Linked DNA regions of Homo sapiens: region 2 is linked to region 1. Evidence: chromatin loops called from intact Hi-C (ENCODE). Cell type or tissue: OCI-LY7. All regions are shown on one strand. Each heading gives the region's core, and the rest is flanking DNA. Links, peaks and the distances in the headings are about the cores only. Region 1 overlaps LINC01942 (long intergenic non-protein coding RNA 1942). Region 2 has its middle 8.9 kb from the start of BOD1.

The links. Peaks named below come from ENCODE experiments on the same cell type or tissue, not always from the same donor. Only the 100,000 strongest peaks of a DNase experiment are listed, where the experiment ranks them.
Region 2: a loop joins it to region 1, with 5 times the contacts of the local background. A loop is called at or near these places in 5 of 110 quality-filtered maps.

Annotation. Positions count from the first base shown.
Region 1 is chr5:173,695,870-173,701,389 of GRCh38, reverse strand. All of the region lies in intron 1 of LINC01942 (long intergenic non-protein coding RNA 1942), which reads right to left. Among named protein-coding and RNA genes, the nearest start is that of LINC01942, 9.2 kb to the right of the region's middle. In OCI-LY7, for the core only: no CTCF peak of the experiment used is centred there; DNase peaks (open chromatin) are centred at 1,061, 1,249, 2,379 and 3,029; H3K4me3 peaks cover 2,986 bases; H3K27ac peaks cover 3,591 bases.
Region 2 is chr5:173,623,026-173,628,164 of GRCh38, reverse strand. No RefSeq gene overlaps it. Among named protein-coding and RNA genes, the nearest start is that of BOD1, 8.9 kb to the right of the region's middle. In OCI-LY7, for the core only: CTCF peaks have their summits at 2,063 and 2,274; a DNase peak (open chromatin) is centred at 2,304.

The DNA of each region.
Region 1 (5,520 bases), core at 290-5,289:
CAGAGCATGCAGTATCCTGGACAGCGGAACTGAGCAAAGCCCATGCACTCGGCCCCAAACCTCCCAGCTCTTCACCTGCCCAGGGTTCTATCCCAGCTTGGTGTCCTTGCCTGCAAGCACAGGGTAGCTTCACAGCGAGACCTGGCCTGCCCTGCAAGTCCACACAACAGGAGCCCACCATGGCCCAAGCCATGCCGGCCACACCAAGTCCTGCAGGAGAATGTGAGCGACCTCCCGGGACCATGAGGCAAGCCGTTAGGAACGAGCATTGACACACCCTCCAGTTTTCTGGCAGAGGCAAAATTAAAATGTAACACCACCTCCCCGAGGCCACCTCTTTGGATGGTAAATCAGGAAACCTGGGCTGAGTTCTAGTTTTACAAACTTTCTGGCTGTGGACACAGTCACCTCCTTTCACATCCTATGTCCTAGGTAAAAGACACTAGGAAAGCAAATTCACCTATCCAAGCTTCCATTTCCTCATCAGAAAAATGAAAGTGAAAGGCCGGGCGCGGTGGCTCACGCCTGTAATCCCAACACTTCGGGAGGCCGAGGCGGGCGGATCACGAGGTCAGGAGATCGAGACCATCCTGGCTAACACGGTGAAACCCCGTCTCTACTAAAAATACAAAAAAATTAGCCAGGCGTGGTGGCAGGTGCCTGTAGTCCCAGCTACTCGGGAGGCTGAAGCAGGAGAATGGCGTGAACCTGGGAGGCAGAGCTTGCAGTGAGCCAGGATCGCGCCACTGCACTCCAGCATGGGCGACAGAGCGAGACTCTGTCAAAAAAAAAAAAAAAAGATGAAAGTGAGGATACCTACCTCTCCTATTTGGGCAGTACTGGACTTACAGTAAGGATCGGCTAGGCTGGTGGTCTTCAAAGTGTGATCCCGGGACCAGCAGCACCAGCATCACTTGGGAACTTGTTAGAAATGCAAATTCCTGGGTCCCACCTCAGACCTGCTGAATCAGTAACTCTGGGGGTGGGACCCAGCAATTTATGCCTTAATGAGACCACCAGGGATTTCTGACACTTGCTGAAGCTTGCCAAGCACTGCATTAAGTGGTAGCTGTCTGGGGGTTGTTGATATTCTCAAAAACCCTGCAAGCTGAGTCTGACTATAGCAAGGCTTGTGGTCAGACAAACAAGGGAGAAGTCCTGTTATCTCCACTTTTCGCCAGTGGCCTCAGGCAAGCTGGTTGGTCTCTCTGAGGCTCAGCTTTCTCATCCTCCAAATGGGAGTAATACTTGACTGACAGATTGCCCTAAAGCACCTCAGCTTATGTAAAGCCCTGATCTGGGCGCCTGGAACATTAGAACTGCTTGCTAACTAGAAGTTACTATTATTGCTGTTGTGGTTATTGTTTTCTTCTTAAACCATCAGGTGCCAGAGGTTTTTGTTTCTTTTTTTTTTTTTTTTTTTTTTTGAGACAAGGTCTTGCTCTGTCACCCAGGCTGGAGTGCAGTGGAGCAATCTCGGCTCACTGCAAGCTCCGCCTTCCAGGTTCACGCCATTCTCCTGCCTCAGCCTCCCGAGTAGCTGGGACTACAGGCACCCGCCACTACGCCCCGCTAATTTTGTTTGTATTTTTAGTAGAGACGTGGTTTCACCGTGTTAGCCAGGATGGTCTCGACTCCTGACTTCGTGATCCGCCTGCCTCGGCCTCCCAAAGTACTGGGATTACAGGCATGAGCGACAGCGCCCAGCGCCAGAGATTTTTGTTTCTAAAAATGGTCAAGTTTCTCTGGCATAAATCTCCGCTCATACTGCCATCATACCCCAAAGAAAGTCCCCAAAAGGACTGGCAAGTAAATTGCCAAAGGGCCCTCTGCTACCCATCATATGGTGGGCTTTCCAAGTTTGAATAAGGCAGAGGATTTCAATTACCCAGGATTACAAAGGAGGGCCTCGGATGCACCATATGGCCCAGGCCTGGCCGCCCATCGTCCTGCATGATCGGAGACTCTCGTGTGAGATATTAACATAATATCCCTTCCAAAAGCGATTACAGAGTTGCAGGCAGCAGAATGTCATTTGGTGGCCGTGGCCCGCTCTCATCAGCAGCGATGACTAAACAAACTAATCAAATCAGCACAAATTTGCACACAAGCCCAGCCGCTGGGCCTGGATATCATTTCGGTGAAGGCATAATTCTGCCTAGGATGACTTGACTAATGGGCTCCCGGTGGGCAGCCAGGCCAGCCTGCAGGGCGAGGGCGGCAGCACCCACAGGCAGCCACAGCCAGGGGCCCGGAAGGTACAGAGGCTGTGGGAGCAAACAGCAAACAGAGGGGGAGGAGAGGCAGGGAAGACACCTGTGCATTCATCACTCCAGTCTCAGTATGGGTGTATGAGCACGCGCGCACGCGCGTGTGTGTGTGTGTGTGTGTGTGTGTGTGTGTGTGTGTGGCCGCCCCATGCACCTCCCCTAGCTTCCTGAGAACACTGGCTCCAGAGCTGCTTTGTTTCAAGCCTCAGTTCTGTATTTTACTGAGTGTCCTTGAGCAAGATACTAAACATCTCTGAGCTCAGTGTCCTCATTCATAAAAATGGGGATAGTGTTTGATCTTAATTATTGAGGCTGCTATGAGGATTCAATAAAATAATATAAATAAAGTCCATCACGCAGTGTCTAATGCAAGGAGTATTCAGTGAATGGCAATTGTTACAACTATTATTACTGTTCAACAGTCTTCACCATGGACCTTCCACGGGTCAGGCCCAGGTCCTGGGAATGTCAAATTAAGGAAGGCCCTGTACTTGCCTCAAGGTGTGCACAATAAAATGGGGTGATGGACCCATAACCAGATAGTCACGCTATCCTGTGGGAAGTGCTGTGGGAGTCGCAGGGGGCTGAGAGCAAAGCGGGGGTGCCTTCACCCTGGGGCCCCAGGAAATGGTACTAGAGAAAGTGAGGCTACAGGTGAGTTCTGGACACTGAGTGGAATTTCCATAGCAGCCTGGCCAGGAAGTGGGAGTCCCGTGAGAGGGCAGACAGGTGCCTGCTGTGAGGGATGGAAACTGGGGGCGTTTACCTTCCTGCTTACACGCCAGCAGGCCATCTGCCGAAAGACTGAGGGCTTCTCAAGTATGAGGCAAGATCAGAACTTGCAGCAATGTCTGAAGAGGCTGGGATAAAGAGGACACATTTCCAGGTGTGTAAATGACAGAGGGTGCAGAGGGAGGCATTGCAGGTCCTCAGGAAGAAAAAGGTAGTAGGGGAGGTGTCCGCTGGCAGCCTGGAGGACTGGCTTCCTGCACGTTTCGGGGCAAACCCCGCCCTGTCTCTACACTCCATTTGCAGAGTGGAGGGCCAGCAGGCTCAATGCCTCCCACCTGCACTGACTTTCCTTCTATTCCACAACATTGCCACAGCCTAGGAAGCCTGCAGCATTCATGACTTAATACTTGTCTCCCAAACAGCAACCTCTTAAAACCTAAATCACTAACCTAAAGGAGGTCTTTATAATGTTACTGTCATTAATGAGCTGGGACCATTTGCCACTGATAGAAGGTAACAGTAGAAGTAAAATGAAAACTGAATGAGGAAGGTTACAGGCTTTAGTTAGAGGCTGGTCCTTCCTAAACACTTGGAGGGTGGGTGAAAGGAGACTGGCAAGTGTTAGGGGACGTGTTAAAGAAACGCCAGCACCCAGGTGAGACCCTTCTCCCTGCGTGATCACAGGCTTGAAGGAGAACTGAAGAGGGACTGCAATCCTCACTGCTTAACATGTTATTTAGAACCAGGCTTATGCACCATCTCCCTGTCCTCGCAGACCCCAAGTAATCACCCCCATCTATTGCCCCCCCTACACACACACTTTGGGAAATGCTGGTCCCAATAATCTGGATAAGCTATAAGCCCTTCGATGCTGTGAATTCAACACTTCGGAATAGGTAGGAGTGACTGGATGTGAACCACCAGGTCACTGCACCTGTCCTCCTCTCTGAGCCCCTCCCTAGTCCTACCCAATGAATGCAGACCTGGTGCCACTCCTAGGAGGTGCTGAGCCCAGCCATGGGGCCCTGGTATGGTTCCATAGATGGCAGTGCTCAGTGTGGTCTCCTCAGATTCTTGCCTGGAGGCATCTCAGGAAGGCCATCCCGCGACCCTCTCATGGTCCTACATCAGGGATATCTGTTTCCATGGCCTCCCTTCACCCACCAGCCCAGCTCAACCCCTACCTGCAACTCTAGCCCTGTGACTTCCTTCACCCCTCACTCCCAAAATGGAGGCGAAGCTCACCAAAGGCCAAGGCTGCCCTGACTACCCAGCTCCAACTGGTTGCCTCATCCGACTCCCCAGCTGCCTCCCTTTTCTCCAAAGACCTGGCTTCAAATTCTACCTCTGCTACTTGCCTGCTGGGATCTTGGACCACTTGCTTCACCTCTCTGAAACTCAGTCTCCTCATCTGCATCTTTGTCTCATCAGCTACAATGTAACTGATCTCATGAGTTTTTATTTTTTGAGAATCAAGTGAAATGATATAGGCAAACTCACTGAAATGCTGCTCAAGGGACTGAACAAATGAATGAGTGAATAATTGAATGAATGAATGAACCTAGGAGGCTTCTAATAGATGAAGAACTGGATGCAAAGTCTAGAGACCAGGGTTCAAGCCCCAGTCCAGAACTTTTCCTTCCTGAGCTTTAGTTTCCCTAACTGCCAGCAAAAAGATTAAATTTAGATGACCACAGAGATTGTTTCCAACTTTAAATGCTAAACTATGATTCAGGGTGTGAGACCAGCAAGCATACTTTTGCGAGCCCTTGCACAAAACCCAAAGCACAGGCTACACCTATAATTTCTCCAAAGCTGGGAGGCATAGGCAGGAAGGTGGCTGGCTGAAGAGTCAAGGCCAGATGAAAAAGCAGTCTCCCTTTTGCAGCAGAGTTGGCAAATGTTTAATAGCACAGGTAAAAATCACAGCCCTGCCATTTCCTAGCTGTGCAATTATCTGAAGAAAGTAATGTGAGTTGCGGGCCTCAGTTTTCCTCATCAGGATAATGGGCATAATTTTACCGTCCTCCCTGGCATGTTATGAGGATGGAAAGACAGTGTTGACTCTTACCACTTGCTCATTCTTGCTTCCTACATGTAGCAAACTCTCAACAAATGGTAATATGCTTACTTTTAACATTTTAAATGACCGTTATCCTGTTATAAGCAACAACCTTCACATTGAATACAACGGTCTAAAACTAAAGGCAGGAAGGGCCCTTTAGTGATGGCAAAGGAGTTTGGAGTTGCTCTGTTCTTCCACATCCTCCCCCCCACCACACACCTGGTCACCTGACGCAGCCAAACCTGCATAGGCCCAGAGGGATGGCAGAGGCGACCCTGCTGAGAGAGGAGCCCGGTCTTAGGGATGGACAGTGGCCCCATCCAGCTCCTGCCCCTTCTCAGTCCAGCTGAGCACACTCTGCCCTGGGGCCCTGGAGGCTGGTGTGGAGACCCCCAGCCCTCACCCTTCACACACTCACATCCCTGACACCTCTCAGGCCCACGTCACAACCTC
Region 2 (5,139 bases), core at 1-5,000, 73 kb after region 1:
CTTTCTCTCTCCCTTTCATTCATTCATTCCTGGCAAACTGCGCATTCTCTCCTCCTCCCACTGCGAATCCCATTGTCATTCCAGCAGCATTTCAACCCACTGCAGGCGAAGTGGAGGCTCTCTCTCTTCCAGATTTCTCTGTCGAATTGCTGGCAAGGACAAAGCCGTTAGGAGCAAGATTCGGTAACTAGCTTTTTAATTTCATGGCTGGAGGTTGTCAGGACAGTACAGAGAAAATTGCCAACGATTCAGAGAGCGGCCCATGAATCTGGGGCAGAGCAGGAGAGAACAAGGGAGCGCTTCAGCTGGGGGTGAGGTGTTGGCAGCCACTTGGATGAGAAAGTTCTCTTCTTCCGAATTTCTTTGGTTCAGATCCGCGTTCATTTAAAAAGATCAATTCAGCAATTTTTCACCCTTCCTCAATAAAGCATTTTAGACAGCGGAGAAAGAAAAGGAGAAGGGGCCCTCTCGGGATCTTTCTGTAGGACGGAACGAGCATCAGTTGGTCATCAGTTGTTATGAAATAGGGCTGTTAATTTGAGAGAGAATCGTCCTATTTCCAGTATATTTCTGCAGACTTGGATTATAAAACAACCCTACCTCCAGATTACAACCCCAATATCAGGTTCAAAAGTTCCACATTCCAACCCCCAAGCTCAGCTACAGAGTTGCTGTGTGGCCGTGGGTTAGTGGCTCCCTGTCTCTGAACTCTGCAAGTTGAATGTTGAATAAAACGGTCCCTAATATTCTTTCCCACCTCTATGCTTCTCTGTTTTTACCAAGTTCACAAGGAATTTCTTCGTATCTAAAGGCTGGGGTTTTTAGGTCTCTTGGGCAGAACCTCACATGGGTCTGAATGAAGAGGAATGAACTGTAACCTCCAAAGAGCTGAGTGACAGAGTGACATTAGGAAGGGTCTCAAGATGCCACTTTACCTTGTTATGCCAACTGCGATTCCACAGCTGGATATACTCATGCAAGCTAACACTTGACAATAATAACATGGTAAACTTGTACTGGGGGTCTTGTTTTATCATTCCTGGAACTCTCTCAAATACATTCTCTTTCAAATGCCTTCCTCATATCCACCCTAAAAATAAGGTCTTTTAGTCACTCTATTCTACAGATAAGGGAAGTGAGGCTCACATGCCCAAAAGGTGACCAAGTCTGACCAGAAGACCCTTGCTTGCACTGGGCTAAGATATACAAGGCCTGCCCCTGGAGAAGCAAGTTTGAGAAAAGCAAGGGAAGGCAGGTGCATCTTGCCAGTTTCTGCCCTCCCTTCCAGCTTCACATTGACCTCTAACTGGCAGTACTGCTCCAAGGCTCTTAGTTGCAAGCAACATAAATGTATTCTGGGTGATTTAAGCTGAAAGGGAATTCATTGAAAGATTCTAGGTAGCTCACGGAATTGACAGGAAGACTGAAGAACTAGGCTCAGGAAATAGGTAAGAAAAAGGGCGGTCTCGCAGCCAGAATCACAAACAAAACTCTTGCTCCAGAACCAGTCCAGTGACATCATTGCTGCAGCTGCTACAAACACAGGGCCCCTGTCATTGCAGCTGGAGCACTGTCCCTTCTGGCCATGGCTGTGCACAGAGCTGCAAAGGAGGCTGGGAAAGTGGGTATCTGGTATTTTCTCTACCCATAGGAAGGCTCTGCCACCTAACAAGCCTCAGGGGGTACAGAGTTCCCCCCAAATAGGAAGGGCATTGAGAGTTGAGATGCCAGGTAACCAAATCTCAGGCAAATGTGCACGTATCAATCAGGTTAGGCTCAGTAATGCTGTAGTAACAAAAACATCTTAAATCTGAGGGGCTTAAAAACAACCAAGGGTTATTTCTGGGTCACGCTTACATGTCCAGCAAGGGGCTCCATTCCAGGACTTTCTTAACTCAGACCTCAGGCTGCTGGAGCCGCCTGATCTCAAATATTTCCCACAGTCACCATGGCATTGGGAAGGGGTGATTAGAGCAGCAATTACAGGCTCCCAACCAGAAGTGACATATGTCACTTCCACGCATGGCTCACTGGCCAGACCTAGTCACATGGCCCTGCCTTGGGGCCAGCAAGTGCCGTCTTGCCTCAGATCTGGAGGGCAGAGAGCTGGGGAAATCTGGCAAGTAGTGTTGACAATGCCCAGGGTCCACTGAATGGGGCCTGCCAATCAAAGCCCACCTGGAAAGGGAACAGAAGACAGAGCACTGAAATGGAGGTAGGAGAGCAGAGTTTCATTCCTGGTTGAGCCCCTGAGAACTGTACATGTATCTAGCAGCACCTAGGGGCTAGAGGAAACCCTTACTTCTGGGTGTGGCCCCAGAAGACACTCTGCTCAAACTGCAAGTGGCAGCAGCAGATGTTGGAAGCACAGCCCACGAATGAAGCACTGGAGGGCCCAGAGTAAGGGGAGCTGGGAGCCAAGCCCAGCCTCTTGGAGCTCAGGCAGGCAGCCTTTTTCCTGCCTACAGGCTCCTGAGCCACTGTCTCCTAAGGAAGATGGGTGCTTCACTGTAGCCCCAGGCTCCCTCTGGAAATAAATCCTCTTCTTGTAACTGTCTGACAGGCAGCAGGAGCCAGGATGCCTAGAATATCCACAGGCTTCTTGGGCCCACACTTTGTTTTGGTTGCAGAGAGATGACAGGCCAGGGTGTGTCCCCAAGAAGATCCGGGGGAAGCGAGGCACTGTGAGCTGGATAGTGAGTGGGTGGGAGGCTGACTATGGGTCCCTTGGGACATGGAATGTCCTCTAAGAACAAGGTTGAAAGTACAATTTGCCACTTGTTTATTTGTTTTTAATGTGGCTGAAACATCAGTCCCTCCTCTGATACCTTCAGAAAGTCAATCAGTACCAAATAATCCAGGTGCTGAGATTCGTATAAAAGCCCCTAAATTTAAAAGAATACAGTAGAGGCAGGACTTCAATGCAGAGGTGAAGAATTTGAAGAAATCATGGAGGGGGTCAGGATTGGCCTTCTGCAGGACCTAGGATGGCCATGGGGAGAGGTAGGTTGGGAGGCAGTGAGCAGGCTGAGCCAGATCTCAAGGAGCAGTGATGCCCTAGCCAACACCCGCCCCATGAGATGATCCCTGCAGCCCCCTCTCTGGTCTCCCTGCCTCCAGTGTCACCCCATCCACTCACACTTCCGTGCTGTCCCAGAAGAATCTTCGTAAATTTTGTATACTATGCTGCTCCTGCCCTATTGAAAAGCATTGTCTTTACTCCAAGGTCAAATTCAATCTCTGAAATTGCAGCATTTGAGGTCCCAGGCTACTTCATCACCCTATCTCAAACACATGCTCTGCAACCTCCACGCAGCTCATGGGACCAGCCCCACCTTTTCAGAATATACTGATACCCTTCAAGCCTCTGAGCTTTTGCTCAAACTCTTCCTTCTTCCTGGGGCCCTGAGCCACTCCTTCCTCCACCTACTTACCCGGGAAAGGTTCTTAGTTGTAACAGAAATGAATTCTGGCAACTTTAAGCAGCAAAGGTATGCAGGATAGAATATGAGTGACTCTCAAGATCTCTGGGAAGGCCAGAGATTCAGGCTGAGAGACTACAGGGATAGGATCCACACCCACATCACACCACTGGAGATCCTGTAGAGACGTCACTACCCTGATGCTGAGACAGACACGACATCAGATGCCTCCCATGCTGCCCACTCAGCTATTACACATCTCTGTGGGACTTCGCCCTGGCCCCTGGGAAGGCTGGCTGCATTCAACAACAGCCACCTGTGCCCTGAGAAAGCTTTCTGAACTCAGGAGTCATAAAATCTATACGCATGTCCCTCCTCACCCCGGCATGGCCCCTCCCCTCTACAGCAAATCACCACAGCTGAGTCCCTTTTCTTTCTAGAATCATCATGGGAGCATGGTCTAGAGCCTGGCCCTTACCAGGCATTGTCTCATATAATTCTCACAGCATCCCTGTGATGTAGGTTCTATTATTGTCCTCATGTCACACACAAGGAAAGAGGCTCCAAGAAGAGAGAGAACCTCTCCTGGTGGTGGGGCCAGGATTCTACCCCAGACCTATCTCTGAAGGCCACAATTCTCCTGATATGTTATAGCAGGAGGAACCCAGGCTTTAGGTATCAGGCAGTCTTGTTTGAACCCTGGCTTCAACACCAGGCAACTGATGTCCCTTCTCTGCCCCTTAGTCTTCTCATCTGTAAAATGGGAATAACATCTGTTTGCCTTGCAGAGCTTTTGTCTCAACTAGAGGTGATGGGAGTAAGGAGGGTAAGGACCAGGTATGTAGAAGGTGCGTAATAAATATTACTTCCCTTCCCCTGGCTGGCACCATCTGCTGTTCTCCTCTCCCCATCCCCTGAATCTCTAGGATTTCAGCTGCATTTTCAGAAACATCCAGCACATGCTGGGGCCTGCTCAACCCTCGGAAATGAAAGGGATTCCCACGAGCATCAGCTCAGATACTTCTGCTTGCCTCTGACACAGCCTGGCCACAGAGAGGTGGTACCTAAGCCACACCCAGCCACACCTGAGCCACACCCAGACACCCAGAGCTAGGCTTCCCTGTGCTCTCTTGGCACAGGATGTGGGAAGTCCTTGGATGAGATTGGATGGCAGGAGAGCTATTCCCCTGGGCCTCACGGTCCAGAGTCCTCAGATTTAGATATTCTCTCCAAATAACGCTAAACATGCAATTGCAGATAAATATTGGCAGGAGCAAAGGAGACATTTGTCCGCAGCTTTAAACTTTGTCCCATCATTATGCCCCAGGGCGTGCAGCACACGTGAATGTATACACATAATACATATTGGCTGGGTGCGGTGGCTCACGTCTGTAATCCTAGTACTTTGGGAGGGTGAGGCAGGTGGACCACGAGGTCAGGAGATCAAGACCATCCTGGCCAATATAGTGAAACCTTGTCTCTACTAAAAATACAAAAATTAGCCAGGTGTGGTGGTGTGTGCCTGTAGTCCCAGCTACTCAGGAGGCTGAAGCAGGAGAATCATTTGAACCCGGGAGGTGGAGGTTGCAGTGAGCCGAGATTGTGCCACTGCACTCCAGCCTGGGCGACAGAGTGAGACTCCATCTCAAAAAAAAAAAAAAAAAAAAAAAAAAAAAAAATATATATATATATATATATATATATATATTCTTCATTA